Linked DNA regions of Homo sapiens: region 2 is linked to region 1. A link is an interaction called in ENCODE POLR2A ChIA-PET data of the cell type or tissue named here. Cell type or tissue: GM12878. All regions are shown on one strand. Each heading gives the region's core, and the rest is flanking DNA. Links, peaks and the distances in the headings are about the cores only. Region 1 overlaps PAK1 (p21 (RAC1) activated kinase 1). Region 2 holds the start of LOC107984369 (a long non-coding RNA gene).

The links. ChIA-PET counts read pairs that join two places held together with the same protein. Peaks named below come from ENCODE experiments on the same cell type or tissue, not always from the same donor. Only the 100,000 strongest peaks of a DNase experiment are listed, where the experiment ranks them.
Region 2: POLR2A ChIA-PET joins it to region 1 with 5 read pairs; 3 of 35 experiments call an interaction of 5 or more read pairs at or near these places.

The regions. Positions count from the first base shown.
Region 1 is chr11:77,411,861-77,423,791 of GRCh38, forward strand. All of the region lies in intron 1 of PAK1 (p21 (RAC1) activated kinase 1), which reads right to left. Among named protein-coding and RNA genes, the nearest start is that of PAK1, 56 kb to the right of the region's middle. In GM12878, for the core only: no CTCF peak of the experiment used is centred there; DNase peaks (open chromatin) are centred at 7,004 and 7,190; H3K4me3 peaks cover 1,390 bases; H3K27ac peaks cover 2,072 bases.
Region 2 is chr11:77,639,768-77,651,698 of GRCh38, forward strand. It overlaps LOC107984369 (a long non-coding RNA gene), which reads left to right and starts at 41. Exons shown (of 3, transcript XR_001748072.1): 1 at 41-178; 2 at 1,455-1,577; 3 at 6,452-6,491. RefSeq lists a cis regulatory region at 4,860-5,093. In GM12878, for the core only: no CTCF peak of the experiment used is centred there; no DNase peak of the experiment used is centred there.

The DNA of each region.
Region 1 (11,931 bases), core at 4,501-9,500:
GCCCCTGCTCCACCGGCTCCGCTCGATTCAGCTGGGCTGGGCTCCTGGCAGCTCAGCCGCCAGCTCCCGAGGTGCAGCACGCTCGCGCTCTCGCAGGGCGGCAGCGAAGGCGCCGCGTCGGGGTTGGCGAAACAGAAGGGGCGGGGGAAGAAAGGAGGGAAGGAGGCGGGAGGAAGCCGCGCGCTTCTCCTTTTCTGCAAAGCAGAGCTGAGGGCGGGGAGACAGCTATCTTCCCACCCTCTCAGCTATTCTCCCCACCCAGTCTCCAGCAGGAGGTAATTTCTCTCCAGGGCCAGGTTTTCCAGGGCTTGTCAGAGTCCTGTGTGAGCTCCAGAGTCAAGAAAGACAACCAGAGCTCCTCTGTGCCTTAGTTTCTACAGATGAGTATAGAGGAGTCCCTTCTAAGATTCCTCAGGTCAGACCTACGATTCAGATTAGGCCTCAGAGAAAGAGATACACCTCCCCCCTCCCCAAACGTGCCAGGTTCTAATTCTAATGCTCCAGGAAGAATGCTAGGTGGGCCCCTATAGCTGCCTCTAAGCAAACAAAGCTCAGCAGCTGCTACATTATTATTATTATTATTTTGAGACAAGAGTCTTGCTGTGTGCCCAGGCTGGAGTGCAGTGGTTGGATCTTGACTCACTGCAGCCTTGACCTTCCTGGGCTCAAGTAATCCTCCCACCTCAGCCTCCCAAGTAGCTGGGACTACAGGTACCTGCCACCACACCCAGTTATTTTTATATTTTTTGTACAGATGGGGTCTGCCATGTTGCCCAGGCTGGTCTCAAATCCTGTTCTCAAGCAATCCTCTTCCCTTGGCCTCCCAAACTGTGGATTACAGGCATGAGCCACCACACCTAGCCACTGCTACCATTTATTAAGAACTATTATGTACTAGGTACTTTATAAATGTTATGTCTCTCTCAAAACAACCTTATGAAGTAGGCACTATACCAATTCACATACGTCAAAACGGAGGTCCAGGGAAAATGTCCAGGGCTCATACAATAAGTATTTTTTAACCAACTATTGTGCATCAGGCATTGTGATGGAACCTGAGCTGAACAACACATTATAGAACATTTACCAACACGGCCCAGACTAGTAGTGCCTCTAGTAGTGCCTCCCAATTACTGAAACAATAAAACACACCTTCACACATTTGCAAATGCTCCCTAGGAGGTAGTATTACCTCACTCTTCCCCCTCCCAAACCCTGCTCTTAAGAGACATGACAGAAGTCAGATTATGCGGTGTCTCTTTCGGGTCATAATTAGGAGTTAGGCTTTTGTTCCAAGTTTTAGCAGTGGGAAGGCTTTGAAAGGTTTGAAAGCAGAATGACAAACTCTAACTTACATTTTTTAAAAGATCACTGGCTGTTCAGTGGAGAAAGGGGGTAGGAGTGGAAATAAGTTAATAACTTCTCTCAGAGGTTCAGGCAACAGAAAATAGTAATGATTTAGACTAACATATTGTAAGATAATGTAAAAAGAAGCAAGCCTATTTTCTAAAGACACAGCTTGGAAGAAGCAGCAGCAGAACTTGGTGGAAAACAGAATACGATGGTGAAAGAAGTCAGTGACTTCTCCAAGACCACACATCTGGTAAATGCTCAGGAGTTCAAGGCCAGCCTGGCCAACATGGTGAAACCCCGTCTCTACTAAAAACACAAAAAATTAGCTGGATGGTGGCAGGCACCTGTAATCCCAGCTACTCGGGAGGCTGAGGCAGGAGAATCCCTTGAACCCAGGAGGCGGAAGTTGCAGTGAGCTGAGATCGCACCACTGGACTCCAGCCTGGGCAACAAGAGCGAAACTCCATCTCAAAAAAAGAAAAAGGAAAAAAAGGAAAGAAAAGGAAGGAAGGAAGGAAGAAAAGAAAGAAAGAAAGAATTGGTCAATAATAGACACCCGGAGAATTGCTGTAGTCTGAGGATTCAGCTTCAAAGTCATTTTAAGACTTTTTTTTAACCCCACACCATGTCCTTCATCCCAATTTACACAGGGTGAATGAGAGCCAGAAGCAGTCCTCTGCCTTAGACACAGCTTTTCAAACTAATAAGCAATAATCATAGCAACTTATCTTACTCGACTTCCCACCCCATGCAGCATCCTCTTATAGATGGTCTTCCAGGCTTTTCTGAAATACATGCAGGAATGAGGAGCTCACTTTCCACCAGCACTATGAGGCAGTGTTTCCTCACATTCAGCCAGGTGGCTCTCTGTAAATTTCTAATTCTGCTCCAGGAGCAACGTCCTCCAGGGCAAGTCACATTAAAGGCTTGCAACTATGTATGTATGTAGGCTAATTTATTATGCCCCTCCACTTTTTCTCTTCTCCAAGATAAATACTCCCAGTTCTTTTAGTCGTTTGTTCATTCAACAACTATTTAAGCATCTTATGCAAGTCACTGGGGATAGACACATCAGTGAACAGAACCACATCTTCAAGGAGGTGATGATTTTATGGTTTAGTATGGTGGCTTTTAATTCTCCCTGTCCACCAGAATAACTTGGAAAGCTTTAAATATGTGTAAATATACTAGAGTCCCAGCAGAGATTCTGACTTGGTTGGTCTGGCATGTGGCCTAGGCAATATATTTTTATAGATACAACTATATTGATATCTATTGGAAGACTGACTTGCTATAAAGCTACAGTGATAATGACAATGTGATATTAATGAAAACATAAATAGATCAGTGGAATTGAAGTAAATAGCCCAAAATAGACCCACACAAATGTGGTTAACTGACTGTAAAAGAGAAAAGGAAATTCAATGAAGAAAGGACAGTCTTTTCAATAAATTGTGCTAGAACTGGACATCCACATCCAAAAAAATCAACCTAGACACAGGCTTTATGCTTTTCACAAAAATTAACTCAAAATGGATCACAAACCATTGCATTTGCAAAATGCAAAACTATAAAATGTCTAAAATATAATGTAGGGGAAAATCTAGATGACCTTGGGTTTGGCAATGACTTTTTAGATACAGCCCCAAAAGCAAGATCCATGAAAGAAAAAACTGACATGTTAGACTGGATTAAAATTTAAAATTTCTGCAAAATACAGTGTTAAGAGAACAAAGAAACAAACCACAGACTGGGAGAAAACACATCTAATAAAAGGCTTGTATCAAAATATACATAGAACTCTTAAAACTCAGTAAGAAGTGACCCAATTTAAAAAAAACAACTGTGCAAAAGATCTGAACAGACACTTCACCAAGGAAGATATATGCATGACAAATAAGCATATGAAAAGATGCTCAGCATCTTTTATCATTAGAGAACTGCAAATTAAAACAATGAGATATCACTACACATCTATTAGAATAACTAAAATCCAAAACACTGACAACACCAAATGGTGACAGGGATATGCAGCAACGGGAACTCTCTCGTTCATTGCTGGTGAGAATGCAAAATGATACAACCACTTTGGAAGACAGTTTAGGAATTTCTTACAAAGCTAAATACAGTTATGTGTCACTTAATGACAGGCATACATTCTGAGAAAAGTGTCATTAGGTGATTTCATTGTTATGCGAACATCACAGAGTGTACACATACAAACCTAGATGGTACAGTCTACTACACACCTAGCCTATATGGTATAGCCTACTGCTTCAAGACTACAAACTTGTATAGCATGTTACTGTACTGAATACTAGGCAACTGTAACACAATAGTATTTGTGTATCTAAACATATATAAACATAGAAAAAGTACAGTAAAAATACGCCATAAAAGATTAAAAAAAAAACAGTACATATGTAAAGGGCATTTACCATGAATGGAACTTGCAGGACTGGAAGTTTCTCTGGGTGAGTCAGTGAGTGAGAGGTAAGTGAATGGAAAGGCCTAGGATAGTATTGTACACTACTGTAGACTTTATAAACAGTGTATGTTTACGCTGCACTAAACTTAAATTTTTTTTTCTTCAACAATAAATTAACCTTAACTTCCTGTAAGTTTTTACTTTATAAACTTTTTAATTTTTTAAAAACATTTTGACTCTATTGCATTAACACTTGGCTTAAGACACAAGCACATTGTACAGCTATACAATATTTTCTTTATAGCTTTATTCTATATGCTTTTTTGTATTCTTTGTATTATTATTATTATTATTAGAGACAGAGTCTCACTCCGTCACCCAGGCAGGAGTGCAGTGGCATGATCTCAGCTCACTGCAACCTCCACTTTCTGGGTTCAAGCAATTCTTGTGCCTCAGCCTCCCGAGTAGCTGGAATTACAGGCGTGTGCCACCATGCCCAGCTAATTTTCGTATTTTCAGTAGAGACGGAGTTTCACCATGTTGTCCAGGCTGGTCTCCAGCTCCTAAGCTCAAGCTATTCACTTGTCTCAGCCTCCCAAAGTGCTAGCATTACAGGTGTGAGCCACCACGCCTGCCTATTCTTATTTTTTTACCTTTTAATCTTTTTGTTAAAAACTAACACATAAACACACACTTTAGTCTAGGCCTACACAAGGTCAGGACTGTCAACATTAGTGTCTTCCACCTCTACATCTTGTCCCACTGTCAATATTAGTGTCTTTCACCTCTACATCTTGTCCCACTGGAAGGTCTTTAGGGGCAATAACATGCATGGAGCTGACATCTCTTATAATAACAATGACTTCTTCTGGAAGACCTCCAAAAGGACCTGCCTGAGGCTGTTTTACAGTTAACTTTTTTTTATAAGTAGGAGTACACTCTAAAATAACAACAAAAAGAATAATAAATATATAAACCAGTAACAGAGTCATTTATCATCATTATCAAGCATTATATAACACATATAATTGGCCAGGTGCTGTGGCTGACGCCTGTAATCCCAGCACTTTGGGAGGCCAAGGTGGGCGGATCACGAAGTCAGGAGATCAAGACCATCCTGGCTAACACAGTGAAACCCCGTCTCTACTAAAAATACAAAAAATTAGCAGGGCGTGGTGGCGGGCGCCTATAGTCCCAGCTATTCTGGAGGCTGAGGCAGGAGAATGGTGTGAAACCAGGAGGCGGAGCTTGCAGTGAGCAGAGATTGTGCCACTGCACTCCAGCCTGGGCAAGAGAGCAAGACTCTGTCTCAAAAAAAAAAAAAAGTACATATGTGTTCTATACTTTTATATGACTGGCAGCACAGCAGGTTTGTTTACACCAGCATCTCCACAAACATGAGTAATGTGTTGCATTAATATGTGATGATGGCTATATCATATATGTGGCTCATCACTGACTGAATCATCATTATGTGATTATAGTATTCCTAGGTATTTACTCAAATGAGTTGAAAACTATGTTCACACAAAAACCTGCTCATGAATGTTTATTGCAGTTTTATTCAGAATTGCTAAAAACTGGAAGCGACTGAGATATCCTTCAAGACTGAATGAATAAACTGTGGTATGTCATACAATATAGTATTATTCAGTAAAAAAAGAAATGAACTATCAACCCACAAAAAGACATGGAAGAACCTGAAATGTAGATTTCTAAGTAAAAGAAGCCAGTCTGAAAAGGCTGATTCCAACTACATGATATTTGGAAAAAGGCTAAACTATAGAAATAGTAAAAAGATAAGTGGCGGCCAGGTATTTGAAAGGTTGGGGTTAGTGGTTAAGGAATGAATAGGTGAAGCACGGGGCATTTTTAGGGTGTAAAACTATACTGTATGATACTATAATCGTGGATACACATACTATGCATTTGTCAAAACCTACAGAACTATACAACCCAAACAGTAAACCCTAATGTAAACTATGTACTTTAGTCAATAATAATGTATCAATATTGATTCATCAATTGTACATTAATGAGATGGTGATAATAGAGGAAATGGGGAGAGAGGGATTCTGCGTTTTCTTTTTTCTTTTCTTTTTTTTTTTTTGAGACAGAGTTTCACTCCTGTTGCCCAGGCTGGAGTGCAATGGTGTGATCCTGGCTCACTGCAACCTCCACCTCCCCGGTTCAAGCAATCCTCGTGCCTCAGCCTCCCGAGTAGCTGGGATTACAGGTGCACGCCACCACACCTGGCTAATTTTTTGTATTTTTAGTAGAGATGGGGTTTCACCATGTTGGCCAGGCTGGTCTTGAACTCCTGACCTCAGGGGATCTACCTGCCTCGGCCTCCCAAAGTGCTGGGATTACAGGCGTGAGCCACTGCGCCCAGCCGGATTCTGCATTTTCTACACAATTCTTCTATAAACCTAAAACTGCTCTAAAAAATAAAATCTATTAAAATAAAAAAGTATCAAGCAAAAAAATAGAAAGAAACAAAGACATACAAGATAAAGTTCATCTTCCTTTTTATTAGATTCATTAGACACAAAATTACTCTGACAAATTGCTATAAAGATTTCTAAGTACTTTCAATTTCTATGCTTATCTCATTGTGGGCTGGGAACAGTTCAGACTACACTTTCAGTAATGATGATCTAGCGTACCCTCCACTAAATAGAGTCCTGTTTGCAATGATCCTCTTACTGCCTGGTACCCTGAGGGAAACATGATACTCTAAGTGCAGTCTGTCCCTTGCAAAACATAGTGGAACTATCACCTCCTTTAACTGTACTTAATACTTCCAATAATTCAGTCTGAAGTTACATTAGATTTTTATCCACTGCAATGCCTTTGGCTGACATTGAGCTTCAGCAGCCAAAACCACCATTTTCATAAGAATAGCATCATGCTAAGTCTCCTCCAGTCTGCCCATATGTTGCCATTTCTTTTGAGACTTAAAATGCAGAACTTCATTGTCTTCCTCTTAAATTTCATCTTGTTGGCTTCAGCCCATCATTCCAAGCTTACTCATCTAAATATTAGTTTTCTCTTTCAGTTTTTGTCACCTACAAAGCTAATAAGTATGCCATCTCTTTAAACATTTTTCAAACATCTGTCATGTGCTCTTGCCTGTTCCAGGTTTTGAGGATTAAAGATGACCTAGAAATGGCCTACGTCTCCAGGAAATCACCACTAATAGGGGAAGTTGGCAAATACAAAACTAAAAAGTGCTGCACTAGAAAAATGACTGAACCAAATAAATAGGACCAGGTAGACGAAACAACAAAACATCTATGTACAGTATTAGGCAGAACCACTAATATCTTCAGCGGGAAGGATCAAATTCAGACATCTTCTATTTTAGATTTCAGTTCTGAAAAACCAAACGCTGGTTTGGTTACCAAAAGTTAACTGGCTGGCTAATACACTGTCTCTCTCTTTCAATGGTGGGTGCTGCTATAGGAAACTTGGCTAAGTTTAGTTCCCGCTGATGAAACACAATACTTATGAAATTGAGGCATACTGGTAAGATGCCAGCAGTTTTATTTATTACTAACAGAATCAAATGAGGTAAAAGCAACTTTAGAGATGACTCTGTACATTCAAAGAAATTAAATCCTGGAGATCTCAAATGATGTGCTGAAGTTATACAAGTTAGCAGTTAACATGTTTTAAGTGCAATAACTCCTTTCATTTAAATAGTCCTCTGGTTTTCAAAGTAAATAATTAACAAATTATTCTTATAAGTCATGGACCTTGGCCAGCAATGTTTTGTCTCTGTAGTCATCTTAAGCCTAACCAGGCCTTTTTAAGTCACTTATCTCTCCTCTGTAGGCATATGAGTTTGCAACTCCTGCTAACTCTATTATAAAAGCAAATGATCAATAATCATTCAAAAATTTGGTTTTGTTTGGAGACTACAGCTTTCAATCTAATAGCTTATAACTGATGACTAGTGTGATTGAAGTGCCTAAAGGATTTGAAAATGATTATTTTTACTGGGTTCTTTTGCAACCACAAATAACTTTTAAAACAATATGTGTACTAAGTGGAAATTATAAATCTCCTGACACAACCAGTTAAATGTACAAGGAAATCAGTCAACAATGATGATGTTGGATTTAAAACAACATCTGAGATGAAATTTTTTCTTGTAGTAATTAGATGGTGAGGCCAATTGCCTGTTAAGGTCACTTACTGTGGAGTATACTTTCAGTAATGATGATCTAGAGCATCTTAGATCTAGATATGAGGTGGAGTATAAAATAAATAATAATAGTAGCTTACAAAAACACTATAAGTAAAGAAACAAGCAAAAGAAAGATGGAAACGAAAAAAGATATTAATAAATCTATTTAGTGGCAGTCAGTCATAAGTCAAAGCAACCAGTCATAAGTCAAAGTATACTTGAATTTCAAAAAAGGCAAAGAAGTGCAGAGAAGGGAGACATTAATTACACCTGCAGAACTAGGAAAAGGTTCATGGAAGAGGCAGTATTTGGGTTGGTATTGAAGAAGGAGTAAATTTTTCATAGAGCTACTGAGATTTCCCTTGAGTGAATCACAAAAACAAAGGCCCAAAGGAGAAAAAAGTATGAACGGTTTAGGAAACAGTAAATAACTTGGTCCTTCTTGGAAATAGTAAATAATCTCATCATTCATTCACCACTTATTGAACATATTCTACATGCCAGACACAATGTTCGTCACTATGGATGCAAAGATGACATGACCTAGTTCTTACCCTCAAAAAGAAAAGCATTTTTAAAGACAATAGGAGACAAAGCTGTGCCACTGACTGTCAGACTTAACAAGTCAAAACTCTGTTCCTCCTTCAGGTGTTTCCTCCCCCATCCCTCAATAAATGGCAATTCTACTCTTTCAGTTGCTAAGCCAAAAATCTGATTCATTTTTTACTCCACTTTTTGTCTATCAGCCCCCACAAGCATCCATCAGCAAATTGTATCAACTATACCTTCAAAACAGATCTACGGTCCAACCACTTCTCATCACCTTTACTGTTATCACCTTGGTCCAAACCATCAGCAACTTTTGTGTACAACAGTGGATCTCAATAGTGGGGTGAAGAGGAGTTAGGGAGGGCAGGACAGATTTGCTCTGCTCCCCAGGGGATATTTGGCAATGTCAAGGGAAATTTTGGATTAAAACAACTGGGTAAGTGCTACTGGCATTTAGTAAGTGGGAGCCAGGGATACTATTAAACATCCTAGAATGCATAGTATAGCCCCTCATAACAAAGAATTATCCTGCCCAAAATGTCAATAGCGCCACTGTTGGGAAACTCTGACCTAGAATATTACAACATCCTTTTTAACTGATCCATTCTTGCCTCCCAGGGTGATCTATTTAAAACATGTCTCAGATCACATCACTCTCTTCTGCTTAAAATCTTCCTGTGGCTTCCCCAATCTCAATGTAAAAGCCAAAGTCCTTAGAAAAACATACAAGGCCTTATATGATCTTACCTTCCTCTACCTCCTCCCCTCATCTCACCCTGCTACTTCACTGACCTTATCTCCGACTTTTCCCCACTTCACTCACTCTGCTCCAGGCACCAAGGCTTTCTCCGACAGGCTATATACACTCTCTCCTCCAGGCCTTCATACCCTATGGTGACTATGCCTGAAAACACATTTCCCCTCAGATAACCATATGGCTTATTCCCTGTCTTCCTTCAAGTCTCTGCTGAAATATCACTTTATCAGATAATTCTTCCCTAACCAATCTTTATAAAATGATTTAAAAATCCCCCTCTACTCTATATCAGCACCCTTTATTCCACCCTATCCTGCTTTATTTGTATCCTGGCACTTATCATCAACTGACATTTATTTGCCTATTGGCTGGCTCCCTCCAATGGAACATATGCTCCACAAAGGCAAAGACTTTGTCTTTATCTCCAGACCTCAGAACTATTCCTTGCAAACAGTGGGTGACAGATAAGTAATGGCTGAATGAAGGAATGAATGAATAAATGGAGCTAGAAAGACCAGTCAGAAAAAAAGCTACAGAGAATCCTGAAGGCTAAGAAAGGAATGTGGATGCAGTCTTAGAGTGGCCTAAAGTAATTGTCCAAGAGTTCTCTCATCATGTCATACAAAACACCTTTTGCCCTCCCAACCAAAAAGAGAGACAGGGGAAGGGAGGAAGAAATGGAGAATTCTATAAGAACATTATAATAATCAGAGGTATCTAATAATGAAATGCACAATCTCTGAGGTATTAACATTGCCAATCAACCCCTCAGCAGAGAAGATACAGCAACAAGTTACTGCATAATCCCATAAGTTTTCCTCCCTTTGCTTATCCTTTAGGACCCAGCTTAAATGTCACCACTTCTATGAAGGCTTCCTATAATCCCTCAAACAGATTTAATGACTCCTAAATATGGCCCTCAGAGAAGTCCCAAACACTTATCCAATTTACTGAAAGTATTTGATAGTATTTATTTTTACCTCTAGACTGGAAAGGTAGTATATATCTCCTCATTTGCTACTATATCTCCAGCCCAAAATGAGGTAGCTCCAATAAAACACAGGCACCAGCACACATTTTTATAAAATCATACAGGGTACAAATACATTTCTTAAAACCATATTAAAAAGTCACTAAAGGCAGGGCACAGTGGCTCACACCTGTAATCCCAGCACTCTGGGGAGGCTGAAGCGGGTGAATCACCCGGGGTCAAGAGTTTGAGACCAGCCCGGCTAACATGGTGAAATCCCATCGCTACTAAAAATACAAAACTTAGCCAGGCATGGTGGCAGGCACCTGTAATCTTGGGAGGCTGAGGCAGGGAGAAATCACTTGAACCCAGGAGGCGGAGGTTGCAGTAAGCCGAGATCGCGCCATTGGACTCCAGCCTGGGCAACAGAGGGAGACACCGTCTCAAAAAAAAAAAAAAGTCACTAAAATCCAATGACTTTCAAATCCCTAATCAATATCCATTCATCCCTTCATCCTTGCCAATTTTGCCAACCCTAATTTTATCCAGGAAAGTAATGAGACAATTAAACACTCATTTTTCCAGCCTCCTTTAAAGTTGGGCATGTGCATGTGACAAAGTTCTAGTCAGTAAGTTTCTAAGGATTCTGGGGAAATGGTTGCTTTAATTATAAAATAGAACACAGGCAGAGTGCTAATTCTGCCTTTCCGCCCCTTTCTTCTTTTCTCAAACATTCTTTCTGGAGCTACAGTAGCCTAGTAACCTTGAGGTCATAAGTACAAGAGTGAAAAGCACACACTCAGTGGCTGGCAGAGTGGCAGAGTAGAAAAGGCTGGCAGAGTAGAAAAACAGAAAGAGCCTGGGTTCTAAATGGCATTGTATCCCACCCTATACAAGCAACCAATGCCCTCCCTCCAGAAAATTAATTCCTATATTTTAAATCACTGTTTTCTACTACTTACAGCTGAAAATATTTCTAATTGATACAAACAAGAAGCATACTAGAGAATCAAGAAAAAGATGCTTCTTACTAGTCTGAAACATTGATTCCTTATTAGCCACTGGTCTCTAACCATAAATAAATTCCTCTTATTAGCAGAAGAATGAAAAAGATCTGAGCAAATTAAGACAATACTAGATAGATATGAAAGGAAGACTGAGAATATTCTTCACAATTTGATATATTCCCAATAAGGCAGGCAATCACTCTTTCCAAGTTCTTTAAAAAAAAAAAAAACAGAATAAGAATATAACCTGTCTACTTCAAAAATGGCTTTCAAGTTGCTTTCAAATACACACACACACACACACACACACACACACACACACACACCCCTTAGGACAATAGTAATCATCAGTGGAATACAGGTAATAAAGTAGGAGACAATTAAAACATAGTACCAACACTCCATGCTTTGCAATTCATGACCAAATTTTGCTCTGAGCATCCTGGAAGCCAAAACCAAAATTTAAGAAAAAAGGGTGAAACTCAAACTAATACTCACTGTCTCATTAAGGAAACATTTCAGTGTTGTTAAGGGACAACCATTATTAGTTAAAGTAGGGGTTGGAAAATTCTGCAAAAGGCCAAATAGTAAATATTTTAGGCTTTGCAGGCCCTATCACCTCTGTCTCAATAACTCAACTCTGCCTTTGTAGCACAAAAGCAGCCACTGACAATA
Region 2 (11,931 bases), core at 4,548-9,547, 230 kb after region 1:
AAAAAAAAAAAAAAAAAAAAAAAAAACAAAGAGAGAAAGACTAATACATGGAGTCCCTTGCCAAAGGATGCATAGGACATAGAGACCACTCATCTGGAGCTCAGAAGTCTCCCAACTCGGTTATGATGTTCTGATCTGGCCACCCCGTCCCCATCTCCTGGGACTGTTCACATCTCAGGTATACACAACCAAGTAGCATACATCAATCTAGGTCCTTATACTGCCCTAGTGCACAAGCCACGTCCCCACGTGTCAGGTGGGCAGATAAGTATAAAGGGTTAATAAGGGCAGGGTGAAGAGCTAGCTACATCAGTAAGGAGCTGGGGCACTGACTGGAAAGGAATTAATCCACCAAAATTGCAATTGATGTTTTGTTTCTTCGTTAGGCACTAAAGAGTATAGTAGTAATAGGAAGAAAGACTTCCAAAATCGTCATAATGGTAGCTAAAGTTAACGAGTGTTCTGTGCCAGGCTCTCTTCCAGGCACTTTACCTGCACTTTGCTTGCATCATCTCTTCATTTACTCTTTGCAAGTTTGTGAAGTTACTATTATTGACCCACTTTACAGATGAGAGACCTGAGGCATTAAACTCAAGAGCAATAATTTGGCCATGAGAGAACAAGTGAAATTCAAGTAAATCCCCTTGTAAACTCAGTATGGTAATACCTTTGCAGTAGGACTGCTGAGGCTGGAGGACAGGATGTGTGGGGTAGTTTTGTTTCTATCTTCTCAACAGTTAGGCTGGCATTAAATTTTTAACGTGTTTGAGATCAGCCTGGGCAACATAGTGAGACCCCCATCTCTACCAAAAAATAAATAAATAAATTAGCCCAGCATGGTGGCATGTGCCTGTGATCCCAGCTACTTGGGAGGCTGAGGTGAGAGGATCATTTGAGCCTCAGAAGTGGAGGCTACAGTGAGCCATGATTGTGCCACTGCACTCTAGCCTGGGTGGCAGAGCAAGACTCCATCTCAAAAAAATTTTTTTTTCCTTTAACGTAGACTAGTTTGTTGGTAGTGTTAAAGTGAATTAAATATGGGTTGAGGAGGGCTCTGTACTTCTATATTTGAGTCCTTGTGGATGCACTGTAACCTAAGTTAATAGGGAGATAACTTTGAAAACCTAACTTAGGAGTATTCACCTGTAACAATAGTTGAGCCTTGGCCAATCCCAGCAGCCATACTTCAACAACTCATACACTGTTGAGTGTTCAAACTGTGTTCAAATAAGGCAGATGCCAACCTGTAACCAACCCAGCTGTTTCTGTACCTCACTTCCAATTCTTGTACATCACTTCTCTTGTTTTTTGTCTATAAATTTGTTGTGACCATGAGGCATCCCTGGAATCTCTCTGAATCTGCTGTGATTCTGGGGGCTGCTTGATTTGCAAATTATTCATTGCTCAATTAAACTCCTTGAAATTTAATTCTGCTGAAGTTTTTCTTTTAACAGATGGTGTCAGAAGTGGGATCTGAAGTAGAGGTTGTAACGATCCCCAGGAGTGCTGAGTGAACAAGCAAGTTACCTGCAGAATCCACTGTGTCCTTTGATCTGTCACAGCAGCTGGGGTTCCTGGTAAGTTCTCTCTCAGATTTCAGAGCTCCACAGATTAGTGTTTTGAGCTCTCTGAGTTCCTTTTTTTTTTTTTTCTGAGACAGAGTTTTGCTCTTGTTGCCCAGGCTGAGTGCAATGGCGAGATCTTGGCTCACTGTGACCTCCGCCTCCTGGGTTCAAGCAATTCTCCTGCCCCCTCCTGAGTAGCTGGGATTACAGGCATGCACCACCACACCCAGCTAATTTTTTATATTTTTAGTAGAGATGGGGTTTCTCCATGTTGGCCAGGCTGGTCTGGAGCTCCTGACCTTCAAGTGATCCACCCACCTCAGCCTCCCAAAGTGCTGGGATTACAGGCATAAGCCACCACACCCGGCCAGCTCTCTGAGTTTCTTTGAGCAAATTTCTTTTCCAAACTAGGTTTAGAAGTTGCGACAGAAACTAGACTGGGTCCAGGATCAAATTTGATCTGGTAATTAACTGGCTTGAATCCAGTTAGAGGCCTTTTATATCTGACTAGGCCAGAAAGAAACTGGTAGTACGTGGTGGTATTGTTGGGGTTGTAAAATTTGGCTTTTGAAAATTCACAGGGATTTTTCTGTTCCTCCCCTTTATTTCATTTTTTTTGCTTGCTTAGGTAGGAAAAAATCATTGGCTAAGCTGATCAAGGGAAACTGAAAGTGAAGCCAATATCTTAGGTAAAAATAGATCCTTAATTTCTGGAGGACTGAGTTTCTTCCAGCTTATACCTGCATAAGTGTTAGGCCTGGGAAGCAGCAGAGCCTTACAGAAATGGCAAAATTTTACTAAACATAACTTACAGTGGAAAGTTTCAACTGAACAACAATGCACTGAAGTGCATTTAAAAATGAGGGCTCCCAAATTAGTCTCATCTAGGGATGCCTATTAATATGCAGAAGCTTCTAAAAAGATTTAAAGATGACAGGGCCCATCCAGGGGCAAGTTTGAGTCTTGCCCGTTTGATATTGGGTGCTAAGTGGAGTGGCTAATGTCTATGTTTTGTCACATGTATTTTGCTCTGGCCAATGTGGAAAAAGATAAATTCTCTTTGTGTTGCAACTTGGCCCCCAGGGCTATAGTGCAGTGAGCCAGGTTACTAGAACAACTCAGGGAAAAGGCAACCAGCAAAAGTGAAAGGATTTCTTACCAATCAGATGTCTGTCCTCTCTCTGTGCAAACCAGTTGAATGAATGATAACAATCACTGTTTATATCCTCTGTAAAGTTTTTCTTAATGCAACAAAGGATTTTAAGGCTCTTGTTAAACAGTAGCGAATCTGGTGGGCTTTGTGTGTCTTTCTGTATGCGTCTGTCATAAAGAGAAGTACCTTAGGATAAAACAAAAGGACCCCATAAGCCCGCTGTTCAAACCACCCCAGCAAACTAGTCAGTTCCAAACTTTGCTACAAGTCTCTTAAGAAAAAACAAAAAAACAAAAAACAAACCAACAAAAAAAAACAGAAAAACTGGATGAGGTCTCCATCTTGTTTCATGTCCTTAGGAGCCTGACCTTGTAACCATGTGAGAGTACTTTCTCTTGGTCTCCATTTTCCAGGAAACAGGAATTTGGGGGTTCATGTCATAGTTAGCTCCAAAAATCATTTTCAGGAGTTAAAAGTGTTTGCAAGCTCAAAATTAACTACCTTAGACTCCTTCTGGGAAGGGCAACAGAAAGAGCTCGGTGCTGTAGCTCAGCAGCTAAGGCTTTGCCATTTTACAGTGGTGGCCTGAGTTCAATTCCTGGCTCAGGATATGAGTACTTTCTGGGTGATATTTGTGTGACTTTTTTTTGTTCCTTTTTTTTTTTTTTTTGAGACGGAGTCTTGCTCTGTTGCCCAGGCTGGAGTACAGTGGTGTGATCTCGGCTCACCGCAGACTCCGCCTCCTGGGTTCAAGAGATTCTCCTGACAGACACCCGAGTAGCTGGGATTACAGGCGCCCACCACCATGCCTGGCTAAGTTTTTTGTATTTTTAGTAGAGAGGGTTTCACCATGTTGGCCAGGCTGGTCTCGATCTCCTGACCTCGCGATCTGCCCACCTCAGCCTCCCAAAGTGCTGGGATTATAGGCATGAGCCACCACACCTGGCCTGTGTGACCTTAATCATTTGTTAATTCTCTTCCCCTCCATGAACAACTTCAGGGTTCCCTTCTTGAATTTTCCTTTCTCTAAACACCTGGGAGGTTACCTTTTGTAAAGTTCAAAGTCCAGAAATTTTGGCCACTTGGCATGGCTAAAGTCAGGTAATAAGAGATCTAAGAGGATTTTAAAAAGAGCACTATGGTTAAAAGTCAGCTTAATTAAAAGTGGATATCTGCCAGGAGCAGTGGCTGGCAGCTATAATCTCAGCACTTTGGGAGGCTGAAGCAGGAAGATTGCATTAGCCCAGGAGTTTGAGACCAGCCTGGGCAACATGGTGAAACCCCGTCTCTACAAAAAAATACAAAAATCAGCCAGGCGTGGTGTTGTGGGCCTGTGGTCCCTGCTACTCGGGAGATTGAGGCAAGAAAATCACTTGAATCTGGGAGGTGGAGGCTACAGTGAGCTGAGACTGCACCACTGCACTCCAGCCTGGGAGAAAGAGTGAGCCTCCATCTCAAAAAAGAAGTGGATATCCAATAGGTATATTTAAAAGGCCTTTATGCTTTTTTTTTTATCTTGGATCTTGTTGTTCTAGAAAAAAGTTTTTTCTTTTCAGTCAACTGAATTATTTTTCTCCATTTTTTCTTGCCACTCAATGCATGCATGAGAGGCTCTAAGATAGCTTCTAATAGCCTGAGACTCCTTGGGAAAAACAGAGGAGGTGCCACACAATCCGTTTTGGGAAAAACCTCTGTTTTCTTCATGGAACCCCAGGAATTGAAAGTAGATAGATCCTTCTCAAAATCTTTGTTTTTGTTTTTTTCTCTCCTTCCTTCCTTCCTTCCTTCCCTCCATCCCTCCTTCCTTCCTTCCCTCCCTCCTTCCTTCCTTCCTTTTCTCTCTCCCTCCCTCCCTCCCTCCTTCCTTGCTTCCTTCCTTCCTTTCCTTTTCTTTCTTTTTTTTTGAGACAGAGTCTCACTCTGTCCCCCAGGCTGGAGTGCAGTGGGGCAATCTCGGCTCACTGCAGCCTCCGCCTCTAGGTTCAAGATTCTCCTGCCTCAGCCTCCTGAGTAGCTGGGACTACAGAGGTGTGCCACCACACATGGCTAATTTTTGTGTTTTTAGTAGAGATGAGGTTTCATCATACTGCCAGATTGGTCTCGAATTCCTGACCTCAAGTGATCTGCCTGCCTTGGCCCCCTAAAGTGCTGGGATTATAGGTATGAGCCACCACACTGGCCAGGGATCAGTTTTTAAGGATAATTTGGTGGGTATGGGGTGCCGGTGAGTCGGGAGTGCTGATTGGTCAGAGATGAAATCACAGGGAGTCCAAGCTGTCTTCTTGTGCTGAGTCAGTTCCTGGGTGGGGGCCACAGGATCAAATGAGCCAGTTTATTGAGCTGGGTGGTGCCAGCTGATCCATCAAGTGCAGGGGCTGCAAAACATCTCAGGCACAGATCTTAGGCCTTACAATAGTGATGTTATCCCCAGGAGCAATTTGGAGAGGGTCAGAATTGATCTTTTGGCTAATTTGTTAGTCCTACTTAGGCAGTCTAGTCCCCAGGCAAGATGTGGGTTTGTTTTGGGAAAGGGCTGTTATTGTCTTTGTTCTAAACTGCGGATTATAAACTAAGTGCCTCCCAAAGTCAGTTCAGCTAATGCCCAGGAATGAATAATGACAGCTTGGAGTTAGAGGCAAGATGGAGTTGGTTAAGTCAGATGTCTTTCAGTGTCTCAGTTATGATTTTGGAGTGGCAATTGTAACCTCAGCCTCTTGAGTAGCTGGGAGTACAGGTGTGTACCACTATGCCTAACAGATTAAAAAAATTTTTTTTCTAGAGATGAAGTCTCACTATGTTGCCCAGGCTGGTCTCAAACTCCTGGGCTCAGGTGATCCTTCTGCCTTGCCTCCCAAAATTCTGGGATTACAGATGTGAGCCACCATGCCTGGCTACTTTGTAAAAGAACTCCTTCTCACCCATCATCTAAGACAAATAGCATGAGTATGATTATATGCTGAGTCCTATGCATCCTCCTGTCCATCCTAAGAGTTGTCTTGATGACCCTGACACAGTACGTGTCAAAAGTGAAATTCACTAGAATGACCCTGACTCAATGATATGTGGTCCACGCATTGTTTGGGTAGAGGAAAGATGAAGGGGAATGGGGTATGATGAATCTTTGGTGCCTGGGTGGCTATGGAATCATCCATGGTATAATAAAGCAGCTGAAACTCTGTTGTGAGGGGCAGAAGTTACCTATGGAATTTTAAAATGATAGCTCCAACTCCAGGAGATTTGGCTTAGTGGAACCCCTGGCTGCTTTTGGCTCTTCAGGCTAACACAGGGTTGGGGAGGGATGCAGTCCAGATGATACCTTTTATATTTGTTCTGTCTTCCAGGTGGAAAAAATAACCTCTCTTCCAGGTGGGGGGAAAAAAGATAACATTAGAGTTCAGGGCTACAGTAAAATTTTAGACAAAACAGAGGGAGAAGAATACCCCAACTCATTCTTCAGCCTAGCTGCTGCCACTGATGCAGCAGACCCACCATGCCCACTCCTTAGATTCCAGCCAAGATCTTCTCTGGAAACTCAAATGTTAACCCTGTAAATGCTGAATTTACTACTGAGGTTTGAGTAAATTTGCAGTGAGAGCAAAAAAATGGGGAATTTAAAAAAATGGTTTCGTATTTTGTGGCTGTTATATCTGGATGTATAAACATTGACGTAAAATGTTATATGCTTCTAATTTCTTTCTTTTTGTTTGTTTGTTTGTTTGTTTGTTTGAGACAGACTTTCCCTCTTGTTGCCCAGGCTGGAGTGCAATGGCACAATCTCGGCTCACCGCAACCTCCGCCTCCCGGGTTCAAGCAATTCTCCTGCCTCAGCCTCCCGAGTAGCTGGGATTACAGACATGTGCCACCATGCCCAGCTAATTTTGTATTTTTAGTAGAGACAGGGTTTCTCCATGTTGATCAGGCTGGTCTCGAACTCCTGACCTCACATGATCCATCCGCCTCAGCCTCCCAAAGTGGTGGGACACAGAGCCACTGAGCCTGGCCTATATGCTTGTAATTTCATAAATGCTGGAGGAACCATTCCAATCATGGAAAGCTGCAAAGACAACATGTTAATGATCAACACCTGTGAAAAGAAGGGAATGAAAATAAAAATTAAAGAGAGAAAAAGGAAAACGCATTAGTGAAATGACTTAATTAACTCATTTTGTGGTCAAAACCTTGCTTTTTTGTGGACACATTAGAATATAAGTTCATTGAGTACTGGAAACAGAACAATTCTCCATAACTTCTTCTTCTTCTTCTTCTTCTTCTTCTTCTTCTTCTTCTTCTTCTTATTATTATTATTATTATTATTATTAGAGACAGTCTCACTCTGTTGCCCAGGCTGGAGTGCAATGGCGTGATCTCGGCTCACTGCAATCTCTGCCTCCCGGGTTCAAGCGATTCTCCTACCTCAGCCTCCCAAGTAGCCGGGATTACAGGCGCCCATCACTACACCTGGCTAATTTTTTTTGTATTTTTAGTAGAGACGGGGTTTCACCATGTTAGTCAAGCTGGTCTTGAACTCCTGACCTCAGGTGATCCGCCTGCCTTGGCCTCCCAAAGTGCTGGGATTACATGCATGAGCCACCATGCCTGGCCCATAACTATTTATACTACAATTTTTGCTTATTAGAGCTTCAGGAAAATGGGAGGCAACATGAAAAGGCAATCTCCAGAGAGATATATTTTTGGAGTTTCAAAAGCAGTTTTTATTTTGGTAATAAGCTTTTGTGAAATCAGACACTTGACCCTTAAGAGACAGATGATTTTCTGGCCTGATACGCGATTTTTTTTTTCTTTTTTTTTTTTTGAGACAGAGTTTTAGTCTTGTTGCCCAGGCTGGAGTGCAATGGTGCCATCTCAGCTCACTGCAACCTCTGCCTCCCGAGTTCAAGCGATTCTCCTGCCTCAGCCTGCCGAGTAGCTGGGATTACAGACAAGCGCCACCACGCCCGGCTAATTTTATATTTTTAGTAGAGATGGGGTTTCACCATGTTGGCCAGGCTGGTCTCAAACTCCCGACCTCAGATGATCCGCCCGCCTCGGCCTCCCAAAGTGCTGGGATTACAGGCATGAGCCACCGCGCCTGGCCGATGTGTGATTTTTAAGTGGGTCATTTTGGACTATAAGACTAATAAGACAAAAAGGGTCAGTGGAATCCTGCTTGTCACTTAGATTTGGAACACAGTTTTGTGGTCCTGAAGCATATTGACTTTGCTGGTGCTGAAGAAGCTACTGGCTTTTATGTTATCCTGAATTCACAGACCCTAATTGCCTGGAACTCACACTACATAAAACTAGATACTGTCTGTTATGGGCCTGTTTCAGTCTCAACATGAGCTGTGCAGAACTGAAAGCAGACATATGCTCAAAAACAGCTCTTCCACTCATGGACCACTGCAGATTTAGGACAGTCCTTTGTGGGGCCATAAATTGTGAAAACATCAGGGAAACTGGCTGGTCCATCTGGGTCACTTGCAGATACCTACAAGAAAGTGTTTATTCTCCGATGAGATTGTGTGAAATTAAATTACTCATCATCTCTATATTTTGGATGCAGAGACTGATTGCATTCCTAATGTGTGATCCCTGCCAAAAGCTGCAACTTAGGGGAGGGCACATCACAAACAGTATGAGCCCTCTGACAGATTAGACTCAACCCTTTCTCAGGAATGCCTCACTACTGTTGACTCGTGCTTGAATTTCCTAATTATTTGCAGTTTCAACAATGGATTGATGATACCCTAACCCTACTTCTCTCATCTTTCTCCTGGTACACAAATCTAAGTGCAGCTTGATTGTAAAATGCCGCTATCTTCAGAAAAGCAAGGCTTTTCTAGGATGCTCACTGGATAAATAATCAGGATTAAAGGGCTGAGAAGTTATATAAACCCATTTTGAAAATGCATGAAAATTCAGGATGTTGTCCTGACCAACTTCTGAACATGATGTGTCTTTTTGATTAAGTGGTATAAAAATATTTTTCTGTGAAAATTCTTTTTCTATTTTTTCATTTATTATTTTTGTCTTTATTTTTATTCTTATTCTTCATTTTCTTTTTTTTTTTTCTTTATTTAGGTGTTAAGAAACTGTTCTATAATATCGGTGAAAATTCTTTTGTCCTTCTTACATACAACTCCTCCAGACAAAAGGTCCGGGTTAGAGTATGGGATGAAAAAAATGTAAGATATTGATCACTGACTAAATGGAACACACTGATTTTGTAAACGTGTAGGAAAACAGAGCCCCAGCACCTGGGGAGGCCTGGTTGAGGGCAAGGGCAAGAAGGGAATTGATGTTCTTGTTTTTCAGAGTTGTTTCTGGAAACTTTCCCCTCTTACTGAACAAAAACTTCCCGTGCTGCCTTTCCGAGCTGCTTTGAGCACCTTTTATTCAAACTGACTTCTAAGCCTATGATCACAGCTGATAGAGCTGACTTTGAGACAGCAAGAGTGGTCCCTGCTCCTCAGCTTTCCAGGCAGAACACTTACGGATGTCATCCACACTCATGAGACTGATGAATTGATGTCAAGGACAAGCAAAACTGTTTGGAACTGGCCGGGCGCAGTGGCTCACACCTGTAATCCCAGCACTTTGGGAGGCCAAGGCTAGGCGGACCACAAGGTCAGGAGATCGAGATCATCCTGGCTAACATGGTGAAACCCCATCTCTACTAAAAATACAAAAAATTAGCTGGGTGTGGTGGGGGGTGCCTGTAGTCTCAGCTACTCGGGAGGCTGAGGCAGGAGAATGGCGTGAACTTGGGAGGCGGAGCTTGCAGTGAGCTGAGATGGCGCCACTGCACTCCAGCCTGGCAGACAGTGAGACTCCCTCTCAAAAAACAAACAAACAAACAAACAAACAAACAAAAGCTGTTTGGAACTGACTGCAGTACCTCTGATATCAAGAACTGAGCTGAATTGTTTTATTTTATTTTATTTTAATTTTAAAGACAGGATCTCATTCCATCCAGACTGGAGTGCAGTGGCTCTATCATGGCTCACTGTAGCCTTGACCTCATGGGCTCAAGCAATCCTCCCACCTCAACCCCAAGTAGCCGGGACCACAGGCACATGCCACCATGCCCAGCTAACTTTTGTATTTTTTGTAGAGACCAGGTTTTGCCATGTTGTCCAGGCTGGTCTCAAACTTCTGAGTTCAAGCAATCCATCTGCCTCAGCCTCCCAAAGTCCTGGAATTATAGGCATGAGCCACCAGGCCTGACCTGAGCTGAATTATTTCAGACTACAGTGGGAACCCATGGGTTAGAGGCCCCATGGTGGGAGGCCACATTGGGCACTCTGTTAACCTGTACTGCCTGACTAATGCATATTCTGTTTTGCAGTGCCCTAATTATTATAAACTCTTTTACAATAAGGTGTCTTTTGCTCTTATATAAGAGCCAAGAGGTTGGATTGTGCAAAAAAAAAAAGACTATCATAGCAAACCTGAGAATACTTATCATTAGAAAGACCTGCTTACAAGCTTAGCACTTCACTAGTGCCTGGGAACTTTGATTTTGAGACGATTCCTACTACCCTGGCTGTAGAGGGGCTCACTGTGCCTTGTGTTTGTGCAAACAACATGGCTTATGCTGAACACGTGCTTTCCTTCTGGGGTCTGACATTTCGGTATGTGCTAGGCAAAATGGTGTTTGTGTGACTGGCTCCCAGTAAAAACTTGCCCCTAGCCTCTAGTGAGCTGCACAGGTAGGTACCTTTTCACATGTGTTGTCATAATTAAGTCAGTCTCGTGTGACTCCTCTGAGAGAGGACCTTTGGAAGCATGTACTTAATTACCTCGTTTCTGCCCATGGGCCATGTCCCTTTGCTGATTATGTTTTTTATCTTTTCACTGTAATAAATGACAGCTGTCAGTCCTCCTGGTGAATCATTGATCCTGGAGTGATCTTGGAGATTCCCGACACAGTAGCCAAGTGGGATTTATCCCAGGAATGAAAGGTTGATTGAACATATGAAAATTAATGTAATACACCATATTACTAAAGGGAGAAGCCATATAACCATCTCAATGGATACAGAAAAAGCATTTGACAAAATCCAACTCCCTTTCATGATAAAAAGACTGGCAAACTAAAAAATTAGGAGAGGAAGGTAACTTCCTCAATCAGATAAAAGACATCTATGAAAACCCTCAGCTAACTTCATACTTAATTGTGAAATACTGAATGTTTTCACCTAGGATCGCGAACAACAGAAGGGTGTCCATTTTCGCTATGTTTCTTCATTGTACTGGAGGTTCTAGCCAGGCAATTAGGCGAGAAAAATAAACAAAAGGAATCCCTCTATTTCTAGTCACAGATGACATTATCTTGTATCTAGAAAATCTTAAGGGAATCCACGTCAGAAAATTTATTAGAGCTAAATAAAGTTCAGCAAGGTTACAGGTTACAAACTCAATATACAAAACTCAGGGCCAGGTGCGGTGGCTCATGCCTGTGTGAGCTGGGGCACTTCGGGAGGCTGAGGTGGATGGATCACAAGGTCAGGAGTTCGAAACCAGCCTGGCCAATATGGTGAAAACCTATCTGTACTAAAAATACAAAAAAAAAATTAGCCAGGCGTGGTGGCAGGTGCCTGTAATCCCAGCTACTCAGGAGGCTGAGGCAGGAGAATTGCTTGAATCCGGGAGGCGGAGGTTGCAATGAGCCGAGATCATGCCACTGCACTCCAGCCTGGGCGACCGAGCAAGACTCCATCTAAAACAAAAACAAAACAAAACAAAAAACCTCAGGTGTATTTTTTTTTCTTATTACACTTGTAGTAAAATACACATCATGTAAAATTTACAATCTGAACCATTTTCAGGTATACAGTTCAGTGGTGTTAAATACATTCACATTGTTTTGCAACCATTACCACCATCTATCTGGAAAACTCTTTTCATTTTACTAAACTGAAAATCTATACCCATTAAACAAAAACACTTCATTACCCTCCTGCCTAAGCCCCGGGCAACCACCATTCTACTGTCTGTATGAATTTAATGATTCTAGGTACCTCACATAAGTAGTATTTGTCTTTTTGTGACTGGCTTACTTCATTTAGCATAATGTCCTCAAGGTTTATCCAAATTATAACTCATCAGAATTTTCTTCCTTTTTAAAGGAGAATAATATTCCACTGTATGTTTATACCACATTTTGATTGTATTAATCTGTTGATGGACACCTGGGTTGCTTCCAACTTT